Regions from separate parts of the Homo sapiens genome. Here regions 2 and 3 are each linked to region 1. The links are chromatin loops, found by intact Hi-C in ENCODE. Cell type or tissue: endothelial cell of umbilical vein. All regions are shown on one strand.

Region 1 (8,000 bases):
ACTGTATATTAAGTGCCTAGTAGAGTGCCTAAGAAAAAGTAGAAACTCAATACATTTTGTTTTTAAAAGATTATTTCTCTTGTTTACTCAAGATCTTTAACGTATATCTCATCTATAGCTGTTGTCACACTTCACAGATAGTTGAGGGTTTTCTGATTTTAGAAATTGTGATAAAATATGTGCAACATAAAATTTGTGATTTTAACCATTTTTAAGTGTACAACTCAGTGGCATTAGTTACATTCACAAAGTTGTAAAACCATCACCATGATCTGTTTCCAAAGCTTTTTCATCACCCCAAAATACTCTATTACTAAGCAATAACTCTTCCCCCGCTTCCAGTCCCTGGTAACCTTCATTATACTTCCTGTCTAAGTTGTTTTATTACTTATTTCCCATGGTTAACTGAGCTCAAAGGCAGGAATTTTGTCCTAGTTGTCTTTGTATTTTAGGTTGTGTACTAAATCTTAATAGAAATGAAATGAAAAATACAAACAGGGATGTACACTACTAAAGTGATGAATGCACCAGATTGTTTAACTTGATTGTAATTTTGATTGACGTTACTATCTCTCAATATTTTTGCTTCATGATAAAACTTGTAAAGAAAAAAGGAGGGTTTCTATGCATGCAGTTTAAGTGAATCTATCTTTTTCCCCTTGTGACCCCTTTCTCTCCTCTACTGCATTTTCTAAAGATCACTGCACACAATCGTTTAAGCAGAACGCCGGTTGTAGGTCAACAGATGATTTTGTAACAAGGGGGCAAAGGAAAAAATGCAAAACTTCCTCTTTCTCAACATTAGTTAGCATGGGAAAGTTAACATGATGTGCTTCAGAGGGTTCATTAGAGGGGGCTTTCCTTTATGTGGCATTTGACTGTTTCTACTCAAATAAAATGAACTGGCAAAATATTTGAGCAGAAATGTGTATGCCTTTCTGAATAAAAGGAGCCTGGAGGTAGCCGCTTCACCTTGCTGATTGTTTCCTTTGCTGTGTAGAAGCTTTTTAGTTTGATGTAGTCTCACTTGTTCATTGCTTATGTTGCTTGTGTTTTAGCGGTCATATCTAAACATATCACTGCCAACGTCAAGGAAGGCTTTTGCTGTGTTTTCTTCTAGGAGTATTACGGTTTTACGTCTTTAATCCATTTTGAGTTAATTTTTGCATATAACGTGAGATAAAACCCCAATTTTATTCTTTGCATGAGGGTATCTAGTTTTCCGAAAACCATTTATTAAAGAGACTGTCCTGTTCCCATCATGTATTCTTGGCACCCTTATCAAAGACTAGTTGACTGTACATGTGTGGGGTTATTTCTGGGCTCTTTATTCTGTTCCACTGATCTATGTCTCTGCTATTACAATAAAATCAGTATCTCCAAGAGATACTTGAGCCTCCATGTTCATTGCAGCATTATTCACAATAGCCAAGATATGGACACAACCTAAGTGTCTGTCAATGGATGGATGAATGAATAAAGAAAATGTGGTATGTAAATACAATGAGGCCAGGTGTGGTGGCTCATTCCTGTAATCCCAGCACTTTGGGAGGTCGAGGCAGGCAGATCATTTGAGGCCAGGAGTTCAAGACCAGCCTGGACAACATGGCGAAACCCTGTCTCTACTAAAAATACAAAAATTAGCTGGGTGTGGTGGCGGGCACCTGTAATCCCAGCTATTTAGGAGGCTAAGGCACAAGAATTGCTTGAACCTGGGAGGCAGAGGTTGCAGTGAGCCGAGATCGCACCATTGCAGTCCAGCCTGAGTGACAGAGTGAGACTTTGTCTCAAAAAATAAATTAATTACATAAATAAATACACTGAAATACTATTTGATCATAAAAAGAAGAAAATCCTGCTATCCATATGGGAAACATTATGATAAGTGAAATAAACTAGACACAATTACTGTATGATCTGAAAGAAACCAAAATATCTCACCCCAAAATATTATGCATCCCTATTGCTCACCACATACGAAAATTAACTCAAGATGGATTAATAGCTTGACCCAGTGCAGTGACTCATGCCTGTAATCCTAGCACTTTGGGAGGCCGAGGTAGCTGGATCGCTTGAGACCACGAGTTCAAGGCCAGCCTGGGAAACATGGCAAAACACCTTACCCCAGCCAGAATGGACATTAAAAACTCAAAGAACTATAGATGTTGGCATGGATGTGGTGGAAAGGGAGTGCTTATGCACTGCTGGTAGGAATATACATATATATATATACAATATGCATACATATATACACACACACACATACACATATACATACATATATATATATATATACACACACACACACATATACACACGTGGGTGGAAGTGGAGACCATTATTCTAAGAGAGGTTAACTAAGGAATGGAAAACCAAATACCGTATTTTCTCACTTATATGTGGAAGCTAAGCTATGGGTATGCAAAGGCATACAGAGTGGTATAAAGGACATTGGAGACTCAGAAGGGAGGAGGTAGGAGGAGGATGAGGAATGAAAAACTACATATTGGATGCAATGTACACTACTTGAGTGATGAATGCACTAAAATCCCAGACTACCACCATGCAATTCATCCATTTAGCCGAAAACTACTTGTACCCCTAAAGGTATTGAAATTAAAAAAAAATTTTAATATATATTTTGACATATTTTGAGGTGGCTGTTCACAGGGCCTGCCAACAGAAGTGGCCTGCAAAGCTATCTTGTGTGAAGGAGATTTGCAACTGTAGAGGGAGTAAAATGAAGTAAACAACAGATGCTATCATGTATTCTTTGAAACACCACCCCACTCTCTCCCTCTGGATCCAGGAAGGATCACCTGGGAGTCTTGACACTTTAAAGGCCCTGCAGAAACATTTATCACAGGCTCCCATCTCTTCTCTCTGAGGGATTTCAGAGAGATTTCATCTGTGAGATTTCATCTGCATAACAAGACCACCTTTACTAGCCAGGCCTCCTCTTCTCTCTGTCCCATAACCTGTCTTGCCACCATAACCTGTTTTGCTATAATCCAAGTCCTCATTCTTGCTGTAACCTCAAGATGGTATAAAAGTGTCAACCCTCTAGCCATTTCTTTGAGCTTGTATGACTTCCATACACATGTGCACACAATAAAATTTGTATGCCTGTTTTTCCCGATAATCTATTATCAGTTTGTTTTATAAACTCAAATGACTGAAACTTCAGGGGAAAAAATTTAAACTTTCCTACAGTCTCACTTATATGTGGAATCTAAACAAAGTCAAGCTCATAGAAGCAGAGAGTAGTATGGTGGTTGCCAGGGGCTGGGAGGTGAGGAAAATGGGAGATGTTGGTCAAAGGGTACAAACTTTTGGTTATAAAATGAGTAAGTTCACCAGAACTTATGTGATCTAACATACAGCATGGTGTAACATACAGCTGTATGTGATCTAACATACAGCATGATCACAGTTAATAATACATTCTTGTTTACTTGAAATCTGCTAAGAGAGTAGATCTTAAGTGTCCTCACCACACACACACACACACACACACACACATATACACACAGAGATAACTAGATATGGCGATGAATGTGTTAATTTGTGATAATCACTTCACAGTGTATGCCTATATCAAATCATCACATTGTACAGCTTGAATATATATGAATTTTGTTTGTCAATTACACCTTAATGAACTAGAAGAAAAAGTAAAAGGATCCTGGATCACTTCAAAATATAAGCATGGCCATGATTGTGTGAGAAAATCAAGAATGCAGCTAGGTACATGTTTGAGTTTAGAGTCTGTGCACAGGTTGGGTCTTCAGGCCTAATGAAGGTATCCTAGAGCAAGTAGTGGGAAACATCACCATGTTGAGCCTGCTTGGAGTTGGGTGGGTTGGAGTCAACTGTGTGGATGACATACCACAAACTCCAACTTGATTTGGAGATCCATCTCTGACAAGGCAATGATTTAGAATAGGGTTCCTCAACATTGGCACCACTGTCAGAGCATTCTTGGTGATGGGAGCTATCCTGTGCATTGTACAATGTTTGTAGCAGCATCCTTATCCTCTACCCACTAGATGCCGGTATCACTCCACTTGCCCACCCTTACACCGCCTCCCCAAGTGGTGACAACCAAAAATGTCTAGACATTGTAAAATGATGTCCCTGGGGGGCAAAATAGCACCTGGTTGAGAACCATTGATTGAGATGAGAATGACCATGAATAAATTTCACCATTGTATTATGCCTGTATTTCTGCATTTTCAAAGTGGAGATACTATTTTTCCAGGTGTTTCTTCTAAAGCTTTTGTTTGGATTTCTGCGTCAGAAGAAGGAAATGAAAAGAATGCCTTTAAGAATCTCCTATTCTCTCATATCCTTCCTTCTTACTCATGCTTGCTAGCTTTTTTCCCTCTTCCTACTGAGAAATAAGTAATGTTTTATTGAATTGGTTTAGGTTTGCAGTTTCTGTTTCCCTGCTTCACTAAGAATATATCAATAGATACATACTTTGCCACAACAATAAAGAAAAAATACTTTCTGACAGGTGGTCCAGGCTGGACTTCATTTTACAAAGCATTCCAAGGGGGCTGGGCGCGGTGGCTCACGCCTGTAATCCCAGCACTTTGGGAGGCCGAGGTGGGTGGATCACCTGAGGTCAGGAGTTTGAGATCAGCCTGACCAACATGATGAAACCCCGTTCTACTAAAAATAGAAAAAATTAGCTGGGCGTGGTGGTGGGCGGCTATAATCCCAGCTACTCGGGAGGCTGAGGCAGGAGAATCACTTGAACCCAGGAGGCAGAGGTTGCAGTGAGCCGAGATTGCACTACTGCACTCCAGCCTAGGTACGACAGAGTGAGACTCTGTCAAAACAAAACAAAACAAAACAAAAACCAAACCCCCGCAACACCCCCCCCCAAAAAAACCCAAAGCATTCTAAGAGATTTCATTTTATGAAGTATCACAAAAGACTTCATTTTCTGAGCATCAGGAAAGTTGTAAAGGTATGTTAAGTCTTCTTCAAGCAAAGGACTGCTGGGCTGAAGCCCCAGGCCTTCTGTTTCCTTGAGGACTTTCTGTGGCTTGGAGGAAAAGCGGAAACTCTCTCTCTCTGGGCATTCTTTCTGCCTAAGCCCACCAGGGAGCTACATAAGCTTAATTAATGTTTGTAAAACATTTTTGAGATGAAAAACACCATTAGCTCAAACCACTGCTATGAAAAGTATTGTTTTCGAAACTGCATCCACACATTAGCTGTCTTAACTAGTCTTGAGGGAGACAGAAAGAACCAAAAGTACCAAATGGTGACAGAGGAGATGATGAAGCCCTAATGGGACTCCTGGCTCCAAGGAGGAGCAGTGCTGGATGGATTCATTCCTATGTGTGCTGTATGTGTCCTGCTTTCCAGAACAGCCTCCAGCAACTGATTATTTACGTGAGTAAATAACAAAAAATGCTGTTTTATGCCCGGGATGTTGCTGAAACAAGAAATCAGCATAGTCTCATACCCAGGGTGAGAACCAGGAGACAGAATTGGCTAGCTGGTGAGGGTGCATCTGCTAAGAGATTTAGACAGTAAAGGATGACTGTCAGAGGCCATAAGGCCCAGGAAATGTCCTAAACACACGGCTGCTGAGCACAGACAAAGCCTTTGTGTTGTATAGAAAAGAATCCCCTCTGGGCACAGCCCTTTCCCAAAGCCATGGTGAGACAGCCAGGTGGGAAGGGCTCCCTGGCAGAGCCTCCGACCGACCTGCACACTGGAAGGAGCGCGCAGTGGGGTGGAGCCACAGAACGTCCAGCTTTTGCAGGGGAGAGGAGCCTTGCCCCTCCTCTTCCTCGGTGGTACCTGAGAAGCCCACGGGCAGGAAGCACACTCTCTTGCTTTGCTAGGTGTCTCTTTTCTCCTTTTCTTCCTTTTCACCCAATAAAACCGTGCCCTACTCACCCTTCAAATAATCTGCAAGCCTAAATTTTCGTGGCCGTGTGACAAGGACCCCGTCTTCAGCTGAACTAAGGAAAAGTCCCCAAACAATGGGAAGAAAGGCAGGGAGTAGACATCCAATTTCCTGGCGTGGATTGTGGAGGGGTACCATGGTTCTGACCAGATGTGTATCAGGAGCTTGGAATTCATAAGCAGAGAGGTAAAGCAGAGCTGAATTGAGGAGGTGTCCCTTCGAGCTGGCATGGTTTGGTAAGCAGGGTGTGACCTGGAATTTGGCCCTCGATCTAGCTTTTACAGCCTGGCATTCTGGTGTGCTGCATAACCTGTGTGGCCAAGTGCTGGGCCTTAGAAGACCAAGCCTAGCAGGATGGAGTTGCACCTCTGAGCTGCATCTCTTTAAATTGCCTCAGAAAGAATCTGGAAGCTGCTGGAATACCTACTACCAAGGTCTTCCACCAGATTTCTGGCATCTTGCCCTTCCCTCCCTCTTCAGTTAGTTAGTCCCAAGTCACCACTCCCTTGTCGGGAGACTTGTCCCAACTACCTTCAAACTGTATAATCCTTCACTACCATCACTGATGACAAGAGGAGAGCTTGATAAAACTCATGAAGCCTTGCATTTATTTGTGAGTCTGTTATAAAGTTCTAAAGTTCAGCACTTTATCTTTCAATACGTTAGGGGAAAAAGTTATAAATATATCTGCTTCTGAGAACTTTAAGCTTCATGTTTCATGTAATAATTTATCTTTCATTCCAGTGTTGGTAAAAAACATATTTTTCCAAAGAATCCTGGTGTCTGTGGCTTTATTGGAGGAGACACAGTATTTTTAAATATGAGAGCTTCATCAGAGAGTGATTTTCTGGCCTATGGGTTTGAAGACATTTGGCACAGACAAGTAAGTGAGGTCACTCTGCTCTCTTTTAAAGACTGTCCATTGCATTTCAAAGGAAACCCAAGCTCCTCCTCACGACAGGCAGGGCCTTAAAAACCTAGCCCTTGCCTCCCCTTGGGCCACTTCCATCCCTGCACACTGCCCTTCATCCACACTGCCTCTCTCTGTCCTCTGGATATGTCGTTTCCCCTTGCTGTTCTTACAATGCTTACACCTTCACTCTTTATCCGACTGGCTCCTTCTTGTCATTCATTCTGTGCTCCCCTCAGAAAGAACTGCCCTGACCACCCAATTGAAAGAAGTCCTTTCCCCAAATTACTGTCACCTTACTTTAGGATATTTATTTTTAAGTTAAAAACATTTAAATTTCTATTTTTTCATCTTCAGTGTCCAGCTGGAATGGATATTTTTATAGCACTTATTACTCTGCAGTTAATATATGTCCTCACCTCTATATTCTCTATTATGTCCAGGGTGACTATGTAATGTATTATCCAAACTGAGACACTCTTGAGAGTGAGAGCTATTAATAATTATAATGAGACAATGAAATAAGGTGAGACTCTCCCAGGGACACAAGAATGTATGGATCATTGGAGTTGAACCCATTAGAGAATGTAATCTTCCTTAGGCATGAACTTTGTGTGGTTTCTTCACTGTTGATCATCAAAGCAGGGAATTGTACCTACTACCAGTAGGTACCTACTGTTAAATGAACAAATGACTTCTATATGCATAGATTTACACGTTTAAATGTTCCTTGTCATTTTTGCATTTTTCCATATATTAAATATGAGTGTATATATTTACAATGTCATTTTAAGAGAAAGAAATCAGAAAATTATATGAACCTTATGTTCCCTATATGATATGTATAAATGTGGGTAATGACTGATAACAGGGAAAAATAAAGTGTTTATATATTTTAGTGATGGTATAATGGTTTTTTCTTTCTTTTTCAATTTCTTTTATCCCTGTAACATTATCTGTAAAATTTTCAAAAACTAAAAGGCAAAAATGGAAAAATGAAAGAATGTTTTCTTTAACATATCTGACCCTAAGCTACATCTCTAGCTCTGGCTTGCCTCTGTTTTATGAACTCCAAGCTCCTCAAACATATGTAGCCAGAACCATGGTACCCCTGCCACAATCCATGCTAGTAAAATATATGTCCACTCTCCTGCCTTT
Region 2 (8,000 bases), 57 kb before region 1:
TTATTTGAGATGAAGTCTCACTCTATCACCCAGGCTGGAGTGCAGTGGTGCAATCTCAGCTCACTGCAACCTCTGCCTCCCAGGTTCAAGTGATTCTCCTGCCTCAGCCTCCCAAGTAGCTGGGATTACAGGCATGCACCAGCACACCTGGCTAATTTTTGTATTTTTAGTAGAGACGGGGTTTCGTCATGTTGGCCAGCCTGGTCTCAAACTCCTGACCTCAAGTGATCCACCCTTCTCAGCCTCTCAAAGTGCTGGGATTACAGGCATGAGCCACAGCATCCGGCTTATCTTCCCATCTAGACCAATAGGCAAGCCATGATTCCAAATTCCATATGTTTGGCTACATCAGTGGTAAATCCCAGTAAACATTGGATCCTAGAGATCAAGGTCTTTGGGGCCTCAGTGAGGTAGAAGCAATGGAGGGCAGCCTGTTTTAGCCTTTAATCAGCAAAACTATGGTTTGGTTCCAGTAGTGTCTTGCCAGTCTCTTATGTCTGTATAAAATCACAAAGACCCAAGGAAGGCCAAAACCATGGCCTTTGACAGTTCAATGTAATTATCCTGGCAAGGATTGTGTGGCTATGAATTGTTTCCCACAGGTGGTTCTTGCATCCTGTCATACATCCGGCTATGTTTGGTTAAAATGTAAGACACTATGCATTTTATGTATAATATTAACTTTGCTTGGTGGTCACTTTCTGTAGTTTATTATGTTCTTAGCTGTTCATTATTGTTACGACCAAGTGATTCATTTATTTTTTCATGCTAGTGAGTCTTCAACAAGCCTTCCACATTTTACCTGTGTTCCATAATGGACTTCTCATTTTTCATGCAGTGATAGCCACCCTAGTTCAGAATCCTAGGGCTCTGGTGAAAACGCTCCAGGGATGGAGACATAGATAGTCAGGTGTCATTTCAGGAAGGCAAAAGCCATTTCATTGTTTAAGAGCTTTCCATTTTCCCCTTGGTTTCGCTCACTATTTTGGGTTAATGGATGCTTCTGCTAATATGCTGACCTTTTCAATCAATACATTTAGCTTCAGGCATTCTTGAAGTCAGTTCTGTATGCCGACTCTTCAGCAGCCTCTGCATTAGATTAGAACCTTCCTTCCCTCATCAATATACCAATTTTAGATGCCAATTTGCAAAGGCATTGTTTTATAAAACAATTACTTTAACCTTAGTGGCTTGAAATTTCACCAGACATTCCAAAATCTTCTAAAATTTAAAATGTCTCTATTCTTATAAAGCTACCTACAGGAAGATAATTTTTTAGGAAAACCTGGTCTGGGCTACATACCTATTCTTAAGACAAGCAAGATTCTTCATTATAGTCAAGATTGATTGACCTGTCTGTCGAACAGACTACTGTAGGATAAAGCTTTATAAATAAATGACTAGCATGGATTTTTATCTCACCACCACCTTTTATTTTAGTGTTTGAAATCATGAGTGCTAATAGTATAGTTTATCATGATAGAAGCATATTTTAGACTTCTAAGTTTTAAACCTTAAATTTTCTCAATGCACCATAAAATAGAGCAGTGTGGTTTGCATTGACTTAAGTAGAAATTGGGCATTTTTATTCTGGTGAAAAAGTGCCTGAGCTTGGAAACGGATGGTGGATATAGATCTTAGCACTACTGCTTATAGCGTGGAAGGTCTTGGATGAGCTACTTAAATTCAGAAACAATTCACTTAATCACTGAAACTAAAATTTTCACATCTGTAAAATGTTAACTTATTCTTAGCACTACATGAGAGACCTGAAGAGTGTATCTTACAGAGTATTAAAGAATTTAAATGCGAAATGTCTTTTAAAATATGCAGATTGAAACTTATTAGAACACCAGGTGGGTGGCCAGGCTTGGTGGCTCACACCTGTAATCCCAGCACTTTGGGAGGCTGAGGCAGGAGGGCTGCTTGAGGCCAGGAGTTCAAGACCAACCTGGCCAACATAGTGAGACCTCGTCTCTAAACTAAATAAATAAATAAACACCAGGTGGAAATAATGGTGGTGAATAAAGCACACTAGTTGTCATTACCACATTTCTAAGTAGGGACCAATGCAATTGCCCCTACATAGTAATACACATTACATTGCACATGTCTATTAAGTTCTTGTGTCCAGTTTCCCAGGAAATGCAAAAGATACAGGTGAGATGAGAAAGTAATGATCCTATGAAGACTTGTGAGTTTTTAAAAAACACTGAAAGGATTTGTATAAAAAACGAGAGATCCTCAAGTTTTAAAGGTTGATGGCAATATAGAGTGGGAAGAGCAAGTCTGGGCCCAGTCATGGAGACACTAGAGAACTAGGAAGACAGAATGAAGAAAGAGAGCTATTTCTTCAAGTTATTTGTAAGAAAGGAAAAGAGAAGATGTCCAGGTAGTAGGACTAGGATGAGGTAGTGAAGCAAAACTGAGTCTCTGAACTCTTATCTGACTAGGGACTTGATTTTTCCAGAAAGTGGGGTAATACTGAATGTACACTTGGATACCTATTATTCTAAGCTAGGTTTTGGGGGCTGTTATCAGCTAATATTTGTATAGTGTTTTTCACCTCACCAATCATGTCAAGTAGGCATTGCCTATCCATTTTATAAATTTTACATCCATTTTATAAATGAACAGACAATGGACTCAAAGATGGTGGTGACTTTAATGTCACTCTGGCTGAGACTGCTTGTTGCCTACCTAATATTCACTTTTCCTTACATCTTTAGTCAATGAGTCCTGATATTTTTCAGGGTGGCAGCCTAACTAAAAGAGTATATTTCCCAGCTAAGCATGGCATTATAACTGAATTCTGTCCAATATGAAAGCTATTGGGTGTCACTTCCGGAAAGACTCCTTAGAAAGGAATAGGACGTGCCTCTTCTTGCCTTACCCCTTTTACCTTCCTGTTCCCTGGAATGTAGATGTGATGGCTGCAGCCAGAGTAGCCATATTGTGACACTGAGGATGCAAACCATGTATGTATGAGAATGGTGAAGCAGATAGAAGGACTCTGACTGCCCAGTGACTTTGTTAAGGTACTACATCGGCCTGGACTGACCACCTCTGGCCCTTTTTTTTTTTTTTTTTGGAGACTGAGTCTCACTCTGTCACCCAGGAGGCTACAGTGCAGTGGCATGATCTTGGCTCACTGCAACCTCTGCCTCCAAGGTTCAAGCAATTCTCCTGCCTCAGCCTCCCGAGTAGCTGGGATTACAGGTGTGTGCCACCATGCCAGGATAATTTTTTTTTGTATTTTTAGTAGAGGCGGGGTTTCACCATGTTGGCCAGGCTGGTCTCGAACTCTTGACCTCAAGTGATCCGCCTGCCTCAGCCTTCCAAAGTCCTGGGATTACAGGTGTGAGCCACCATGCCTGGCCTCACCTCTGGACTTTTTAATAATCCCTGGAGGCTATCAGAGTTTATTAAAACACCCAGAGGTTAGGATTAGACCAAATGCAGTTGGTCTAATCATAACCAACATGGTCACATAGCTAGGACTTGTAGAGCTTGGACTGTAAGACATCTAACTTTTGCTATTTCCATTCTGGACATGCACCCAGGCAGGTCATTTAAAGACAATATTTAAGTGGAAGAATAATCAAGATGTAAAACCACTCAAATAGTTTCATAAATACTTTTTGGGGAGCATAGAAGTTACTGGTCTTATAGAAGCCCTGTTGTAGAAAACTGTTTATTGTTCAGTTCTCGCTTTAGAAGTTTAAAACACATTTAGGTTTTCTCTTCTCTCGTTTATTTCAATGACTTTCCCTCCTTATCTGACTGTTAGTCTTGTTGGAATCTGGTCATGTGGTTGCTTTGTCTGGATTGTGAGAAATATAAGAATGCGCAAAGCCAGTGTAGTCTTCTCACCCAGCCGACTAACACATGACTCATGCATTCCAGTAAAGGTGGAGCAGGCCTGGCCACCAAAACCTGACCCCTGAGTCATTTCAATCAACTGCGAATGCCCAGGCAGCTGCATGCATTTGCTGAAACATTCTTTGGAAGGCATATGCTAATCCTTTCTTCCTAGATATAAATATTAACTCATCCATGCCTGTAGCACTTGTGGTCTCTGAACCCTACTTTTGGAATGCAGTTGGGGATATCAAGTTTGCAGGCTTGAGACACTGCCAGGTGACAGTTTGCTTCATTTTTCCATGGCCTTATTTAATCCTTTATTACTTTTTTTTTTGGTAGCACATGGCATTCATTTATGCACCCCTGGATGAGCAAAGTTCTTTGGCAGTTAACCTGAGTGACAAGGCACAAATCAATGGTCACTTCTTCCTTTCACAATAGGAAATTCTTGACTTAACCCTACTAGTTTCTTTCCAGCAGGGATGCAAGAGGTTACTGAGAACAGTGTCGATAACCTTGCATGATGTGCTATTTCTTTTTTCTTTTGATTAGGCTGTTTGCCCCCTTCATCATACCCTTACAAAATCATCCTCATATTTGTGTCATTAACCCTTTAACTGATTTCAACACACTTCCAGGAAGATTCAGTGGGTGTTTCAATCTACCATTTTGCAAGAGTGTCTCTTCTTACCTATCCATAAGCATAACTAATCTTTCTTTCATATCAATCTGTACTAATAGTACATTTGTAGCTCGTGGAATCTAATAAGGATTATGTAAATTTCTGCCTATTGATTTTTTTAGGTCCTCCAAACTAGATAAAAGGAAAGACTTTTATTTTCTGATGTCCCATTTAATAATTCAGTCTTCTTTTTCTGCAACTTAAACTCCATATCTATTATAATCTCTGCTTCATATAATAGCTGTTCTCATAGATACTTCAAGATTTTTTTCAGAAGGTCAAACAAGAGCTTCCTGCAAGATATAAAGGTGAGAGAACATTTAAACAGGCATCTCCAGTCATTGATAAGTTACTTGCTTCTTTGAAAATTCCAATTATCTTTGTGTACATGTTTTAAATTGCAGACGTTGTATTGGATAGAGATATCAGATTCACTGGGAAAGAGAGTGAGGGGCTAAATTTATTTTAGCTGAGATTTCTGCCACAGGCTCTTCAAGTTGAGCACCTTCTCTCAGTGGGTAGAGAGGCTAATTTAGCTTCAAAAATGATGATTTTCACAACACAAATGCAATGTACCATGAATTTCACTAGTTTAGAAAGCTAGATATTATATACTTGTGTTTTAAGAGTTCCAAGAAAAGGAGCCATTAACCATCTTACTTTTATCAATCAAAATAATTAAATTGAAAATAAAATGAAATTTTCTGAGTAAATCAGTTGTAATAATTGCTCTGTGATTTATGAAATATGAGTGGGCTGTTGAGAAATACACTCTCTAGTTGATGGACCATATATTATGCTAGCTGTTCCTTAAGGCTGCTCTTCTGAAAGCAAATCTATTTGCTGAAAGAAGTGGACTGAAATGGGAAACAAATTGTGCACTAGAAGGCACTAGAATTATGAATGTCAGCCTGGAATGGAAAACATATATTTCAGAAACATGCTTATTGGGAGAATAGACAAAGCATGAGGTCATAGGAAGGAAGGGCAGAGATGGGGAATAAATGATTAATAAAAAGCTTCTGAATGCTCTGTGGAACAACTCCAAATCCTTTCATAGATCAGTTTTACATTGCCTTAACTTTCCAGTGGGGGCATGGGGAGGCCCATGGGCATTTTAGAAAATTATAAAGTTTGCATTCATTTTTTCACGATTAGTATTTTCCCTTATTCTTCATTGCCTCTTCCTGAACATTCTCTATGGTATTATTAGAACTCTTATTAAAAACAAAAAACCTCTTTCCAGCTCATGCCATTTCATCCCTGTCCCACCTTCTGTCTCTCCTACTGACCTCCTGGTAACTCCCCAACATTGATGGAAGACTTTTGCACCTTACTCACAGTCTTCCTTCCCACCTCAAAACATGTTGTTATCCTGGGTAGCTTCAGCATAGTAATTAGCTATATTATTTTGGGGACTACCACTGAGGCAGGAGAATAGGGCCTGAAGGCAGAGAACCTAAGGACTTCCTAGAACTAAATCAAATGGAAACACTTCAGCTGTGACAGGAAATAGCCTCTTCATTTACATAGGGCATACAATGAGTAAATGACTGATATGGTTTGGCTGGGTCCCCACCCAAATCTCAACTTGAGTTGTATCTTCCAGAATTCCCATGTGTTGTGAGAGGGACCCAGGGAAAGGTAATTGAATCATGGGGGCTCGTCTTTTCCATGCTATTCTTGGGATAGTGAATAAGTTTCAGGAGATTCATGGGTTTATCAGGGGTTTCTGCTTTTGCTTCTTCCCCATTTTTCTCTTGCCGCCGCTATGTAAGAAGTGCCTTTTGCCTCCCGTCATGATTCTGAGGCCTTCCCAGCCATGTGGAACTGTAAGTCCATTTAAACCTCTTTTTCTTCCCAGTTTTGGGTATGCCTTTATCAGCAGTGTGAAAATGAACTAATACAATGACTTCGTAACTTTACTTTATCCTCTTCATTTACATATGATGTACACCGAGTAAATAACTTTGTAACTTCACTTTAGTTTCTTCATTTACATAGGGCGTATACTAAACAACCAATGGAAACCTCTAGAGGGTATTTAAACCCCAGAAAATTCTGTAACTGGGCTCTTGAGCTGCTTGCTCAAGCTGCTCCCACCCTGTGGAGTGTGCTCTGCTTTTCAAGAAATCTCTGCTTTTGTTGCTTCATTCTTTCCTTGCTTTGTGTGTTTTGTCCAATTCTTTGTTCAAAACGCCAAGAACCTGGACACCCTCCACCAGTAACAGTCTGATATTTACCCTCCTTCTAACTTCCTTCTGAAAAACTACCTCTTCCCTGACTCGTTTCCTTACTGTAACTTGCAGCATTTATCACTGTTGTAGTCTCACATCTATTTCATGTTACTTGATTTTCTGGCTTCCCTGTTAGAGTGTCAAGTAAGCTTTATAGAGGAGGACACCATATTTGTTTTTTCACCATTTTTTCCCCAACCCTGATTACAGTGCCTGGCACATGGTGAGTGCTCAATAAATACTGATTGAATGAGTGCATCCTTCATCACAAAGCATGATGCTTATATAGAGAAGTCTTGACAATCCAGACTGATTGGGGAAAAAGCCTGTCTAATGATATAGAAAGATTAGAGTTTTAATTTTAAAATAAGCAATTTATGATTATAAACATTCAAGTACCTTCAGTGTATGACAGGTCAAGTCTTGGGCAAAATGGTGAAGCAGACATAAATCTCCCTTTTTTGTTTTCTTCACACTTTTCCTCCTCTTCAAGGACTTGGAGTCTTGTCATTTTTCTAGTCTATCAAAACCTGCAGGGTGTGACAAGAGTTGCTGAAACCTCAGTATGCACTTCACTCAGGGTCTTCCATCTTGCTTGGCCATTTCCATTTATGTCTTTCTTGTTCAGAAAGGGAAAATTTTAAGACCTGTGGAGAAGTTCATGTGGAGAAGAACTGAGGCCTCAGGCCACCAGACATGTGTAAGTCATTTTGGAAGAGCAACGGTAGCTATCTACTCTGGGTTTGTGTATTAGTCTTGTGTTTCTGATGCTTTCACGTTTTTGAGCCTTGCCGACCCTGGAGGGACAGCCCCTCACAGGGCTAGTCAATTCCTAGAGATAGTGAAGGGCTCACCTGCAAGTGTGTCTTTCTAGATACAAACCAACCAATCCAAAGCCCATACCCTCAACCACTTCTTTTATTGAACTCTTACACTCCACGTGGTCCTGACTGGCATGGCGTCTCCATCTTCTTTGGAAGTGTAACCAACCATCTTTTCAATGGCAATCGGATCTGTTGGCCTCACCATATTTGAATAATAATAAACTTACATTTGAAAACAGCATGCCAACTAGAATGTTTAGGTAAGCATGACTTAATTGAGGGTGAACTAATCAAGTTCCATAGGAACACAAAGAAGAGCCATGCACATTTGTCTTTGAGTGGGGAGGCTTATGGCCATACTACAGGATAACTGAGGAGTCTGTGGAAATCACC
Region 3 (8,000 bases), 90 kb after region 1:
TAGCAGTAGGAATGGAGAAGAAAGGAGGCATTGGAGAAATGTTTGGAGAGAGAGCTACAAGCCACCAGAACAAGTTGATGGACTAGAAAATATGTGGACAAAACAGATCAGCATCCAAGATGGCTCTTAGATTGTTGGTGCTCAGTACTACGTACTGACATGTAGAATATAGCAGGAGAAACTGGTGGAATGGGGGAATTCTTGGAGAGGTAGGGAGAATCAAGAATCCTGCTTTGGACGGGGCACAGTGGCTCACACCTGTAATCCCAGCACTTTGGGAGGCCAAGGTGGGAAGATCATTTGAGGCCAGGAGTTTGAGACCAGCCTGGCCAATATGGTGAAACCCCATCTCTACTAAAAATACAAAAATTAGCTGGGTGTGGTGGCACACACCTGTAATTCCAGCTACTCGGGAGGCTGAGGCAGGAGAATCACTTGAACCCAAGAGGCAGATGTTGCAGTGAGCCAATGAGCCAAGATTGCACCACTGCACTCCAGCCTGAGCAGCAGAGTGAGACTTACTCCAAAAAAAAAAAAAAAGAATCCAGGTTTGAGATCTCAATTGCCAGCTCATCAGGGTGAGGAGGTTACTGGGTCCAAGAGTCCTAGAACTCAGGGGAGAGGAGTTGGGAAAATAGGTTTGGTAAGAAGACAGATAATATTTGAAGCTATAGAGAAGTGAGTGTAAATGGAAAAGAATTGAGAACTTTATACTCTTGGCAACTCTATAATTTCGAGCTCCATTTTCAACCCCACCCTGCCACAGATTAGAGGCAACACATTAGAAATGGAAGAGGCTAGCGGAGACTTAGACTAGCTTGATTTAGCAGGAAACCCAGTTAAGTTTGAATTTCACATAAATAGTGAATAATTTTTAACTAAGTATGCTTTGGACATACTCATTTTGTCTCGCAATCCTAAACGGAGACCAACACCAGGGAAAGACGGCAATGTTTGATGATCATGATGTGTGCCTTGAGACACAGCAGATGAAACAATGCTTGACACCTTCTTTGAGAAGATGGGCAAATGTGCAGCATGTTTGAAAATGTATTTCCAAAATGAGATGTGTGACAAAGAGTTAAACATCCCTACAACAACCACAACCACAACCACCCCTGAAGAGGAAGCCTCAACCTCCCAATCCTCTATGCTAGCTACAAAACTATAGCTGAATTTTCTGGGCAACTCCATAGGCCTAAGGGACAAGAAAGCACCTTAGCAGATAGAAGATGTGAGAGCCCATTATTATAACTGGACAAGAAACTCAAAAGCTACAGTAGCTTTTATTGTTATGGCACAAGACACTTTAGAAACAGTTGATTTAACAGTTACTTTATGTTTTGTAGGTGAAGAAACTAAGACCTTGTGATGAGGTGTGCAAACAGTGGAGCCAGATAAAACCCGGGTCTTTTGACTCCTAAGCATAAACTACTCCAGGATTCACCAAGTGTGGGACACAAAATGAGAACACATAGAATATCATGGCCCTTGAGTTAAGCTGTCCTGAAGAACCCTGCTAGGCCATGCATGCTGAGTCATGCAGAGGGGGCCCCCAGGTGGCTCAGGGCAGTGTTCATTGCCTAACCGGCACTGAAGTCCTGTACTTCAATATTTTATCATCCAGTCAGACATGCTGGTGCTTACGAGCTGAATACTGACCTTGTTCCCAACCTATCTTCTATCATGCCTTCTTTTTGTAGGGTCTTGTCTCCTCTTGTCACAAAAACATAGAAATTTCTTTCCAGCACAAACTACCTAAAAGGGAAGGATAAACCAGATTGTCTGCTCTCTTAAGCATTTGTAGACAGACAACTTTTAAATAGAAGTGCATGCATGAGGTTCTAAAAGCTGTACAGGAACAGCAAGTCCCAGCCAGAGATCCTTCTAGAAAGAGAAACTCAAACTCCTGCTGTGACTATCGAAAATGAGAGTGTGGGAGATTTGGCTGTTGAGAGAAAAGCTGGTATCTTTGCTTCAGGTGAAATCGCAAGATTATGAAGTAAACTTAAAATAATCATAGAGTTGCATCCTCTAGCCTGGCTGGTGAAGTATGTTGAGTGTAGATTTAAGGAAGAAAGCTATGGAGCACACTTTGAGTGGCAAGTGTCTAATGAGTGTAATGACTGCCTAGAATATTTCATTTGTATTATCCTTGAATACCTAATCTATGGACTACACATATCATTTGACCCTAATACAAGCCTGATTTTAAAAAAACATAACACATATTATGTCTAGACTACAATCAAGCTTAAAAGTTTTACAAATTCCCTGGTTTTACTGCCTGTAAGTATGTATTTCTAAAATCTCACTTTAGGGAAAGGAAACTGGCGGAGGTGGAGTGGGGAGTGAAGACAGGAGAGTGTCTTTCTCTGCTGTATAGGAAATGGTTTGGTTTAATCTGAAACCACAATCACCATTTTATTCCATGAATCCCCAGTGCTCCTAGAACACTAGATCTTTTTCTTTCCAGTGCCCCTTCCCTACTGCAGTGGAAACTCCACCTGATATTCTTACCACCACTCTTTGTTCTTCTGCTTACTTCTGCCCACCCCTATCGTGCCCAGTTTGCATCGTTTTGTTTTCTTGCTGGAAATAATGAACTTCCCATTTCCATGCTACAGGTTGATTCTCTTTCATTTCTCAGTAGCCTTCACTTCTGTGTGTCATGGTTGGTTGCTTTCCCCCTACCTCAGGGTGCCTCTCTACCCATTAGGGACTAGAGTTCAAGTTTAACACTTTGCCCTCACAGCTGTGTTTTGCTGCACTCGATGACATAATATTATACCACTGACCTAAGAGTGGAATGACTTTAGTGTGTATATCAGTCACCTATTGCTGCATAACAAATAATCCTAAAATATAACAACTTCAAACAACAATATTTATTACCTCACAGTTTCTATGGGACAGGAATCTGGGAGTGGCTTAGCTGGGTCCTCTGGCTCAGGTCTCTTAAGGTCTGTACGGAATCAAGGCTGGAATCAAGGTGTTGAGCAGGGGCTATAATCATCTCAAGGCTAAGCTGGGGGAGAAGACACTTCCAAGTTCATGCAAGTGGTTGTGGGCAGGATTCGCTTCCTCAAAGCCTGTTGGACTGAGGGCTCCATTCCTAGCTAGCTATTGGCCAGAAGACACCCTCTGTTTCTTGCTGCATGAGCCTTTCTGTAGAGCAGTTCCCAATATGATGGCCTGCTTCACCAGAGAGAACAAATGAGAAGAGTCAGAGAGAAAGCACAGCTGAAATAACATTCTTTAGAACTTAATCTTGAAAGTAATATCCCATGACTTGTGCCACATTCTGTTTGCCAATGTCAAGTTACTAGGTCCAGCCCACACTCAAAGTGGGGACTACACAAGGGCATGAACACTGGGAGCGGGGAATCGTGGGGGCCATTTTAGAAGGTGTCAACCACTGTGTAATGGTGCAACGTGGCATAAAATTTTTAAATTCACATGGATTTAAGCAGCAAAGTGTTTAGAGATCACTACTCTTTGCCAGTTTATTCCAAAACATCAAATCCACTCAGAACATGAGAAATCTAGGCTAGAACTGTGTGTATGAGATAACAAGTCCACCAGGACCCTGGCTCTGATTTGTACGCAGTGTGGGCCCAAGCTGATGTCCTTCCTGCCCTTTCTAGCAACCTCCCTATCATCACCTGCTGGCTTTTGCATTTCTCCTAGCCCTTTCAGACACCCACCTGCCCATCCATCTACCTTCCTACCACTACCAGCCCACTCCCTTGCTCCTAGTGTCTGCTCCACTTTCTGATGCCACATGCCTGGGGTCTCCCAAATGGTCAGTAGCCCAACTCTCTGGATATGGTCATCCAGCTATCTGAATGTCCCCTCATCCACTTAAGCTTGATCTAGTCAAAATTTCTGTTCTTTCCCAGTCTGGAAGGCTAGTTCCTAAGAACTTGCTTCTCCTACTCTGGTCCTTCGTATTACCTGATAACCTCTTGTTCTGACCCATGAAATGGACCCAGCTGTATGTTGAGTTACGGAGAATAGCCAATAACATCATGGAAAATAAATTTGTTAAATGGATTATGATTGGTTTTATGTAGATAAAAAACGGCAGCCAGGAGAGCCTTTTGGCTGAATTTTCCAATTTTTCTGCAGGGTTTTTTTTTTTGTTTTTTTTTTTTTTTTTTTTTAGATATGGATACAATTGAAAAGTTGGCTCCTGTATGTTTAGGGAAGCTGCTTAAGAAATTGTTGTGAAGCTACTGTCTCTGTGAAAATGAAGAGAGGAGGGTCATCAAAAGCTAAGAAGGAGACAAAGAAAAATGGCGACTAAATGCAATGTGGTGTCCTGGGTGGGATCCTGGAACAGAAAAATGACATTAGTGGAAAAACTGGTGACATTCAAATAAAGTCTGGGATTTAGTTAATTGTAGTGCACCAATGACAGTTTCTTAATTTTGACAAAGGTACTCAAGTCACGTAAGATGTTAACCATGGGGAAATTGGGTAAGGGGTTAAAAAAATAAACACTGAGGAGAAATTTGGATAATTTTTATGTTGTGAAGAAACCCTTCAAAAAAGCATAAGGATGTGGGTTTTGTTTTGTTTTGTTTTTAAGAGGATGTGATTCCAGGATCACTTCTGTTTCCTCCCCAGTCCAGATGCCATCTCTTAGGTCAAGACTGTGAGGCAAGCATTTTCCAAGGGAACCACATGCTCGGTGTCCACATTCTTCCTATCTCAGAATGGTTAGAAACAGATGTTTCCACACAAGAATTTCAGCACAGAGTCGGTTTCCCTGCTGAGAAACACACCCACGCTCATGTGTATTTGTTAATTTCTTCCCAACACATAGCTTTCGATTGTAGCAATAGTTTTCCAACCACAAACATATGAAGTCCTGGCCTCAGTGGCCTCCCAGAAGTGCATATTATTATCAGGAAAGCTTGGCCAGTCCCCTAGATGAAGAAAGATGTGAATTTCACTTCCTGACATTTTCAGTGTGAGTGAACCCAGGTAAGCATGTGTCCCTGACCTCAAATATGGTTTTTCCATTTATTTTGGATGGCCACTGCTGAAAAGTATCCTGCTGAAGGGGTAGGTCCAAATCAATCTGGTAAGCATATTGCAGAGGAACTAAAATGAACCCCTTTCTAGTGTGACCACCAGATCGTCAGAGAATGTGTTCAGCATGACATCTCCTAATTGTGGCTTTTTCCTGCAACTAGGGAGAGGCCAAGCATAGTTTTTTGAGGAGTGAAACTTCCAGCAGCAAACCGCTTGGATAATTACTCAAGGTTTTCCCTACAGTATTTTCTAAGGCAATGTGTAAGTATAATTAAGGCTGTTTGAACATGTATTCTCTCCGCAGGATAATAAGGATAATATGTAAGAATCTGTTGCTGATTTATGTGTTTGCTGTCTTCAAGAAAGACTGTGACAAGGCTTTTCAAATGGAGGATCTGATTTTTGCTCAAGACGGTGCCTGTTTTAAAAGTAGTTGTTTTACCACTATTAGAATATTATTTAAGGGCGGGGCACACCTGTGATCCCAGCACTTTGGGAGGCCGAGGTGGGCAGATCACCTGAGGTCAGGAGTTGAGACCAGCCTGGCCAACATGGTGAAACCCTGTCTGTACTAAAAATACAAAAATTAGCCGGGCATGGTGGCGTCTGCCTGTAGTCCCAGCTACTCAGGAGGCTGAGGCAGGAGAATTGCTTGAACCCAGGAGGTAGAGGTTGCAGTGAGCCGAGATTGTGCCATTGAACTCCAGCCTGGGGGATAGAGAGACTCCGTCTCAAAAAAAAAAAAAAAAAAAAAAAAAGAATGTTATTTAAGAAAATGAAACATCTATACAGCCAGTGTCTCCCTTGCAAGACAAAAGGATCACCCTTTTTAAAATAGGTTAGTAAAAATCAGTAAATAAGCCTTAATATGAAGAGATGCACTGATGATAAAATTATTAACTTAATGATAAAATTATTAATAATTATTGGTTTATTTTTCTGTATTTTATTACAGAGAAAAGTTGTAAGAACAATGTGTTTTCTTTCTTTCCTGTATAGATCATGTTCTTCTTATGTTGTGAATAATGTTCTAATTTCTTACCTGCTTGTGTCTGCCATGCAGACCAGCCTGTGGATACCACAGTGCTGGACAGGGAGGAATTAACTTTCATTTTATAGCTCCATGATGTGTATATACCCTGGGGCCACGTGGGATATCATCTTTGTAGGATAAATAAGTTACAAGGCTGAAGTCTTTGATTTCCCTATGGAGTTCCGGAACCTTCTCCTCAGGGCTGTTTCAGAGGGCAGTGGCATCACACTTCACAGAGATCAGGAGAATGGGACCTGTCTCAATGACATTGCCCACAATAAACAGTAATTAACATTTTCAATTATATGATATCAATGATACTATAATCCTGAGTTTCTCACCCTTGGCACTATTGACATTTGGGGACAGATAATTCTTCGTTGGGGGCCTGGGGGTATGTCCTGCTGTAACTGCCCAATGGGTTCTCCTTGCCCACTGTCTAGACAGAGCCAAGTTACCAAGACAGGGAAATTGTAATAGACAAAGAGTTTAATTCACGCAGAGTTGGCTGCATGGGAGACCAGAGTGGTACGGGAGACCGGAGTTTTATTATTAGTCAAATCAGTCTTCCAAAAATTCAGGGATCGGGGTTTTTAAGGATAATTTGGTGGGTAGGGGGTCAGAAAGTGGGGAGTGCTGATTGGTCAGGTCAGAGATGAAATCATAGGGAGTGGAAGCTGTCCTCTTGGTGCTGAGTCGGTTCCTGAGTGGCAGCCACAAAGCCAGATGAGACAGTTTATCAATCTGGGTGGCGTCAGCTGATGCATTGGAATGCAGCGTCTGCAAAATATCTCAAGCACCGATCTCAACTTTTACAACAGCGACTCTTAAAACCATAATTTTTAATCCTGTGGCTAATTTGTTACTCCTGCTAAGGCAGTCTAGTCCCCAGGCAGGAAGGAGGTTTGTTTTGGAAAAAGGCTGTTACCGTCTTTGTTTCAAAGTTAAACTATAAACTAAGTTCCTCCCAAAGTCAGTTTGGCCTATGTTCAGGAATGAACAAGAACAGCTTGAAAGTTAAAAGCAAGATGGAGTCACTTAGGTCAGATCTCTTTCACTCTTACAGTTCACGCAGTTATAGCTTTTGCAAAGGTGGTTTCACTGTGCATTGCAGGATGTGTAGCAGCGTCTCTGGCCTCTCCCCATTAGATACCAGTAGTATATCCCAAGTTATGACAACCAAACTGTCTTCAGATTTTGTGGAATGTCCCCTCGGGGGCACAACACCCCCCCACACACACACAGTTACCCACACCTCTTTGAGAACCACTGCTATCTTCAACAGGGCAGAAATTTTTGACCAAGAGCATCTAGGGAAGAGGCCAATGATGCTTCAGGTTGAAAGGTTTTAAAAGCCCATATATTACTGCCTTTTTAATGCAAGCAAGATGCTGCAAATGCGGGCAATCGTGCAAGCACATAGGATCTGGCTTTTGCATAGGGATGGCCACGCACTTTACTAGGCCTCTAGGTTGCAATGGGCACCCCGGGAGAAGGCTGCCAGAATTCACCCCATAGGTGCAAACCAGCCCACCAGGGAAATCATGCCTGGGCCAGAGTAAATAAACACAAGCTTCTCTAAATAGCCCAGGCAAAGGAAAGAATGAAGGACAAAGAAGGCTTGCTAGGCAGGCATTTGTTTCTTGCATGTAACCTTTTTTTAAAAAACTTGAGATAAAATTCACATAATATAAACTTCACCATTTTAGTCACTTTAAAGCGTACAATTCATGGCTTTTAGTGCAACCATCACCTCTATCTAATTCCCGAGCATTTTCATCACTCCAAAAGAAACCTATATCTTTTTTTTTTCTTTTTTCTTTTTCTTTTTTTTTTTTTTTGAGACAGAGTCTCACTCTATTGCCCAGGCTGGGGTGCAGTGGCATGATCTTGACTCACTGCAACCTCTGCCTCCTGGGTTCAA

The links. A loop is a pair of places that touch in the nucleus more often than their neighbours do. Peaks named below come from ENCODE experiments on the same cell type or tissue, not always from the same donor. Only the 100,000 strongest peaks of a DNase experiment are listed, where the experiment ranks them.
Region 2: a loop joins it to region 1, with 8 times the contacts of the local background. A loop is called at or near these places in 4 of 110 quality-filtered maps.
Region 3: it touches region 1 in a loop (15-fold over the local background); 5 of 110 quality-filtered maps call a loop at or near these places.

The regions. Positions count from the first base shown.
Region 1 is chrX:13,338,022-13,346,021 of GRCh38, reverse strand. LINC01203 (long intergenic non-protein coding RNA 1203) reads right to left here. Exons shown (of 7, transcript NR_045260.1): 6 at 5,923-6,096; 7 at 4,197-4,291. Among named protein-coding and RNA genes, the nearest start is that of LINC01203, 6.8 kb to the right of the region's middle. In endothelial cell of umbilical vein, no CTCF peak of the experiment used is centred here; a DNase peak (open chromatin) is centred at 4,361; H3K27ac peaks cover 2,657 bases.
Region 2 is chrX:13,394,575-13,402,574 of GRCh38, reverse strand. All of the region lies in intron 1 of LOC124905248 (a long non-coding RNA gene), which reads left to right. Among named protein-coding and RNA genes, the nearest start is that of LINC01203, 63 kb to the right of the region's middle. In endothelial cell of umbilical vein, no CTCF peak of the experiment used is centred here; DNase peaks (open chromatin) are centred at 3,914 and 5,494; H3K27ac peaks cover 3,507 bases.
Region 3 is chrX:13,248,179-13,256,178 of GRCh38, reverse strand. No RefSeq gene overlaps it. Among named protein-coding and RNA genes, the nearest start is that of LINC02154, 51 kb to the left of the region's middle. RefSeq lists an enhancer at 1,747-1,866. In endothelial cell of umbilical vein, no CTCF peak of the experiment used is centred here; a DNase peak (open chromatin) is centred at 4,698; H3K27ac peaks cover 1,189 bases.